Regions from separate parts of the Mus musculus genome. Here region 2 is linked to region 1. Evidence: chromatin loops called from intact Hi-C (ENCODE). Cell type or tissue: heart. All regions are shown on one strand. Links, peaks and the distances in the headings refer to the core of each region. The heading gives the core; the rest is flanking DNA. Region 1 overlaps 4930471M09Rik (RIKEN cDNA 4930471M09 gene). Region 2 has its middle 1.8 kb from the start of Vmn1r54.

The links. A loop is a pair of places that touch in the nucleus more often than their neighbours do. Peaks named below come from ENCODE experiments on the same cell type or tissue, not always from the same donor. Only the 100,000 strongest peaks of a DNase experiment are listed, where the experiment ranks them.
Region 2: a loop joins it to region 1, with 31 times the contacts of the local background. A loop is called at or near these places in 4 of 42 quality-filtered maps.

What each region holds. Positions count from the first base shown.
Region 1 is chr6:91,430,875-91,433,793 of GRCm38, reverse strand. It overlaps 4930471M09Rik (RIKEN cDNA 4930471M09 gene), which reads left to right. Exons shown (of 3, transcript NR_045980.1): 2 at 958-1,004; 3 at 2,764-2,919. Among named protein-coding and RNA genes, the nearest start is that of 4930471M09Rik, 8.5 kb to the left of the region's middle. In heart, for the core only: no CTCF peak of the experiment used is centred there; no DNase peak of the experiment used is centred there; H3K27me3 peaks cover 1,891 bases.
Region 2 is chr6:90,265,857-90,268,775 of GRCm38, reverse strand. No RefSeq gene overlaps it. Among named protein-coding and RNA genes, the nearest start is that of Vmn1r54, 1.8 kb to the left of the region's middle. In heart, for the core only: no CTCF peak of the experiment used is centred there; no DNase peak of the experiment used is centred there.

The sequences.
Region 1 (2,919 bases), core at 202-2,701:
AAGCCTCTGCATTTTGCAAGTTGTGTGATCTTTAGTTGTTGGGTTTTTTGTTTTTGGTTGTTGTTGTTATTGCTGTTGTCTCATCTCTGAAACTTTGTGAAGAGATGGAATGGAATGGACTCCTCTTGTTCCTGATGCACTGAATGCACTGGGAGGGAGGTTAGAGCTGCTTAGCAGCAAGGCCCAGCCTCCCAGGAGGCGTCACTGGGTGATGAGGGAAGGAGGTTGTACTGCAGCACTGTGCAAGGTCCATGTTGATGGCTGGAGTCTGTGCCATGCTGCCTTGCTGGGTATCTGTTCCTACTGTTTTTGGAGGTTGATTTAGAAACACCAGGTAACATTCCCACTGCCATTATAAGCAAAAAGACACAGCTACAAAGGCTTTAAGATTTAAAAAACAATTCTTACACAGTCTTTCAAAAACAGCTGCCCTCCCTCAGCCCAAGGGCTCTTCGTGGTTTGCCCGTCACATTCCCACAAGTCATTTACTTCTGGCATCTCTGGAAATGGTGCTGGCATCTGCTGGGTGATGGTTTTGTCTTCCCCGATGAACCAGCCATTCTTCTCTAGTGTCTAGATCCACTTGCTTCTGCCTTCCAAGTGCTGAGATCAAAAGCATGCACCACCACTGCCTGAGCATTTGTCATCTGTGTGAAGCTCCTTTGGTGATGCAAGGCACTACAGGGCTCTCCCTGATTGCAGTAACTGCAGGGTGGCACTGTGTCTGCAATCCTGGCTTCTTTGAACACTGCAGTGCAGGGCAAGCTAACACTGTCATCTTTTAGGCTGACAGCTTATGGCTGGCTCTAACAACGAAAGCCTCAGGTTTCTCTGGGTCATTTCTCCCATCATGCGCATTCTGTTTTTTTGGTATGTTTATTAAATCTTTCTTTTTCTACACTCTTCATGCAGGACCATTTTCCCTAACTCATGTCACTTTTATTTCTTTATATACAGATTGTCAAGAGTTTCTGAACCAAACTGTGTTTTCGACTGTGCAAAAGGTGATTTGGGCTCACAATACAACAGGTTATCCTAGGACAGCCATGGGACAGACAACCATAACTTTTCTGATTGAGGGATGTGTCTGTCTTAAATGACATTGCTGAGTGTGGACAGTTTTTGTCCCTGACTTCTGAGGCCGTGCTCTGCTGGATTGGTGTGAGCAGAGAAGACTCAGCTGGGAGGGGACAAGCCAGAGGACTCCTATGGTTTCTGAAGAGTTTATCTTCACCAGACTGCTCCCCATGAAATGACCAGTCTAGAAGATATTTTTTACACTTCTTCCCATCATATATCATTTAAAGATGCTTATACCACATACGTTTGCTTTGCATGTCTGATTGACAAAAGTGTGGAACAGTATTAGCAGATAGCAGGATGGCTGCAGAAATGTCAGCTGTGTCTCTCCTTGGCACTAGTGGTGGCAAGATGGCATGCCCCCTTCTAGGTCAGTCTTCTGGATCAAGGAGGCATCTGTCTTTACCTGTGTCTAGCTCGTTCTCTCTTCAATCTTTCCCTGTAACTCCCTGTTACACTCTCTCCCTGCTCCCTCTGTCCTGCTCTACTCTCCCTCTCATCTCTACTGTGACGTCCCCACGAACTCTCCTGTATTCCCGTACTGTACTCTTTTCTTCCTGCATTGTCTGATTCTCCCTTAAGTAGCTTCCCTTTCCTCTCTCTTCTCCTGGGAGTTGGGCATATTCTATTCTGTAAATTTTTCTCTGACGTGTCACTTTGTCTGCCACTCAATTAGACATCGCTTTCAAACATGGGTGCTTCCTTCTAACTAACTTTACCTTCATTGTTTTGGATTAAGAGTAAATATTAAGGGAGTGTCTGGATGTGTTCTGGATGTTCACCTCCAGAAGAGCAACATTTTCCAATAGTTTAAATGCCTCATCCCCTAAAGTCATGGTTTTATGAGATTGTTCCCATTTTCCTAAATCAGAGTTTGCAGCTGTAGCTTGTAAATTAAAAGGAAGGTAACAGAGTTCACTATCCTGGTTACAGATGCTGAAATGAACCATTTGCAGAGTTTTGCATAGTGTTGTGGGGGTGGAGTGTTAAAGCTCTCTTTCTGTCTCTGTCTCTCTCTCTGTCTGTCTGTCTGTCTCTCTCTCTCTCTCTCTCTCTCTCTCTCTCTCTCTCTCTCTCTCCTGTAGATTTGTTTCTGACTCTTCTTACTGAGAATAAGATTAGGAAATCAAGACCATGTGTTATTTAAAGGAAATAAAAAATAAATTAATGAAAAAAGACAACGATAATTTAAGGGGAGTCACTCAGTAAAACTTAAGTTAAAACGCTATTATTACTATTACTCTTCAATTATTACACTATGAATCTTAAATAAAGTTGACATTTTCTTTACGATGCTATACAATTTTAGTTAGAAGATCTCCATTTTTAAACATTTTATTTTATGTGTCTGAGTGTTTTCCACACATATATGTATTTTCACCACATTCGTGCCTGTGGACCTCAGAATTGTTTTTTGTGGATCCCCTAAAACTGAGTCTACAGGTGATTTGGGGATGCTGTGTGGGCACTGTGAAGGAGCCTGTGTTCTCTGAAAGAGCAGCAAGGGCTCTTAAGCATGAAGCCTTCTCTCCAGGCACTAGTTCTCATTATTTAAACTGACCATCTCCCTTAGCTCTGGTTTCTTTCTTTTCATTTCTTTATTTTGTGTGTGTGGAGGGGTGCAGAGGTATGCATACCACAACGCACTTCTTGGGGTCCTCAGTGTTGGTTCTTCCCTTCCAGAACGTAAATTCCAGGAACCAAACTCACGTCATCGGTATTGGCAACCAGTTCATCTGCGCTGAGCACACCTGTAGGCCTCCTGCTCTGAGCCTTTAGCTGGCGCTGCATGATCTGGAACATGGACACGTCTGCTTTCCCTTCATATCTTACAAGTTC
Region 2 (2,919 bases), core at 152-2,651, 1.2 Mb after region 1:
CCTAGCTGTCTTTCATCTGTATGATCTTGATTGTCAGGCACATAGCAGCTATACAGTTTTTGGTGAAGTTCAATAAAGATTGCAAGAAAGTAGAAATGAGACCCACACATGAAACACTCTCCCTGGCTTAAACAGGCCCAGAGTCAGTTTATTCCAGTCTATCTTTGTTTGTGCTCATTTACAGCAGACCTAGTGCCCTTTGTGTGGCTCTGCAGGGATCACTGATGTGTGGGAATCCAGACTGTTTCCCTTCCTACCCATCATCTGCCATTTCTTCTGTGTGTGACCCTGAGCACTCTGAGGCCGAGCTGCAGTCACTTCCTTTACACCATATGGACAGTTGTGGCCTGTGTCAGGGATACTCTCCATGTAAAGGAAGGTGAAGTCCACATACCAAGCCTGAGGTGTTTTCTGCACAGGGTGAACTCTGCAAAAGTGTCTGCTGCTGGCTTTATTCCTGTGAGATTCCTTATGTTTATGACTTGGGAGAGTTAATGCAGTTTTAACAACAACCGATCAGTTCTGTCCCAGCCTGAAACAGAGAAGATTAAATATGAAGGCAGTAGAATCCCTGAGCAATTCCTTTCCAATCTCTTTCTGGGAGCATTTCAGGTGTTTTCTGTGAATCCCGCCTTGTAACTGCATCTGAGATGTGTGCTGATATCACAGTAGAACAAAGGCCTCTGTGGGAAGCAGCCAGTTATCAGAGACTGGTGGGAACATAGTCTAAATTTTGTAATTTTTTTTAATAATTATAATAGGTTCAGGGCTATTCCCATTTTAAGGTTTTAGTGAAAGAAGAATTATGCAACCCATTCTGAAAGATGGGCTGCACAGCTATCTAGGATTCCATATATCCTTGCAGAAGAAGTGATATTTCTCACACTCAGGCAACCCAAGCCTCAGATGTACACCAGAAGATCTTGTAGCAGCAGTTGGCTACAGCACTTTGGCTCTTGGTGGGTCGTGTTCTCAGCAGGTCACATACATGCACCCATTCAGGAGCAATACGGATTTGTGATTGAAAGACACACACACACACACACACACACACACACACACACACACACACACCAGTTATTTTAAAATGCCTTGACTAGCTCAAAGATTGGGCAATTCTAATCCTCCCATCTAGCACATATTTCCCTCCTGTAATATTGGCTTAATGCCCTCTAATTCTATATTTTATCTTTGTTGTTCTGGTTCCTCCTAGGTGGATCACTAGTCTCTGCTGCCCAAGACACTTCTGGGCAACCCCTTTGGGAGCCACATTCCTTCTCACCTACATTCCAGATGATTTTCCTTCTGCAGCAATAAATCTGATCCGTCTACCTCTGAATTATGGTGATTGTCTCTCTTCCTTTCTCTCAGTTCTTAGCCTGAGCAAATCTAAAGATCTTGCTTCAGTCTTCCTGCCCAGCCACTGGTCATTGGCTCTTTATTGATAGATCAAAAACCAACTGGGGATAAGGACCTTAAGTGATTGGACAAGCAGATTTCTGATTTTGAGGGCCAGTTTAAGTCAAAGCATTGGATCCAATCCTGAACATCTTACCTTTTCTCAGACATAAATTGAACATAACTATAACAATTATGTATATTACAAAGTACGATATACAATTAACATCCAGTCCATCATACCTGACAATTTAGATAAAGTATTCTATCATCTACTCTAACTTAATTAGTTACAATTCTGTACCCAAGTCATGTTTGATTTCAACTTGTATTATCATCTGAAAACCATCTTTTACACCTAGAACACCTTCTTCAATGGTAAATAGCTTAAGTTCAATTGTGAGATCATAACTCGTCTTCAACCCCGTGGAGCAACAGGCTACACACAGACAGCTTGGTCTCCAGTCGAGCTTAGGTCTTGAACCCCGGTGGGACACAGTGCATGGTAATTTCCACCTACATGGGACAGAAGGTGTTCGATCATGTCTCCTGGACTCCTGGCTCCTGTTGAAGTTACTACCCCCATAGCCTCCACAGGAGAGATGCGTGGCTATCAGTCACATAGGAACCAGCACCAAGCCTTCCCACATGCAAATAAGGTTCCCCCAAACTCTCAGTACAAGCCAATGAGAGGTACCTGCTGTTGAACTCTGAATCACCCCTAGTACTGCATATAAATCCATCCAGGGAATTAAAGGTGTGTGAGAACTACTTCCTCTGAGTCTTTGGTTCCAAGATCTGTTTGTAACACTTGGGAAGAGATCGTCTCTCCCAAAGAACCACCTGAGTTCCCACCACACTCCTCACTGGAGAGTTGGCTTCTCGTGGGGCCCGGCCTGACCCAACTCAGTTCAGAGCCTTTCAGAGTTACTGAGCCATCTGGAAGGCACCGCAGAGACTCCCTGCCTACACTCACTTCCCTTCGCTGGAACCCTCGCACCAGGCCTGGACAGAGATCTCCATGGAAAACCTCTGGTACCCAGACCCACACAACCCCATCAGAAATCTGAGAATGAATTAAATATTACCCAGACATTTAGGAAGCACAAAAATATAGCTTCTGAAACTTAAACAAATTGTAGAGACAGCTGGCTACCTGGAAAATTCCCTATTCCTCAAAATGTCAGAGCATCTGTCTTCAACCTTCTGGCCCAGAGCCACCTGGAAGATCCTGAAATAAAGCAGTAATATAAAGGAGTAGCTTACTCTGTCTTGGCAGAGCTTAGCAGTCAACAATCCCAAATCTGTCCTTTTTGAATAGGGCAATTTTTGTCCCTTGCCATTACTAGAGCAACTGTATTTATTTTTTTTATTAGGGAAACTGATGTTTTTGATGCTCAATTTCTTCTTTGGAGGAGAATGGGGAAGCTGTCAGGAGCAGACTTGCTTTCTTGTCAAATGATCCTTAATATTGTAATAATATTAAATATCATATTCTGTGAATTTCTAATGTTTTTGAAA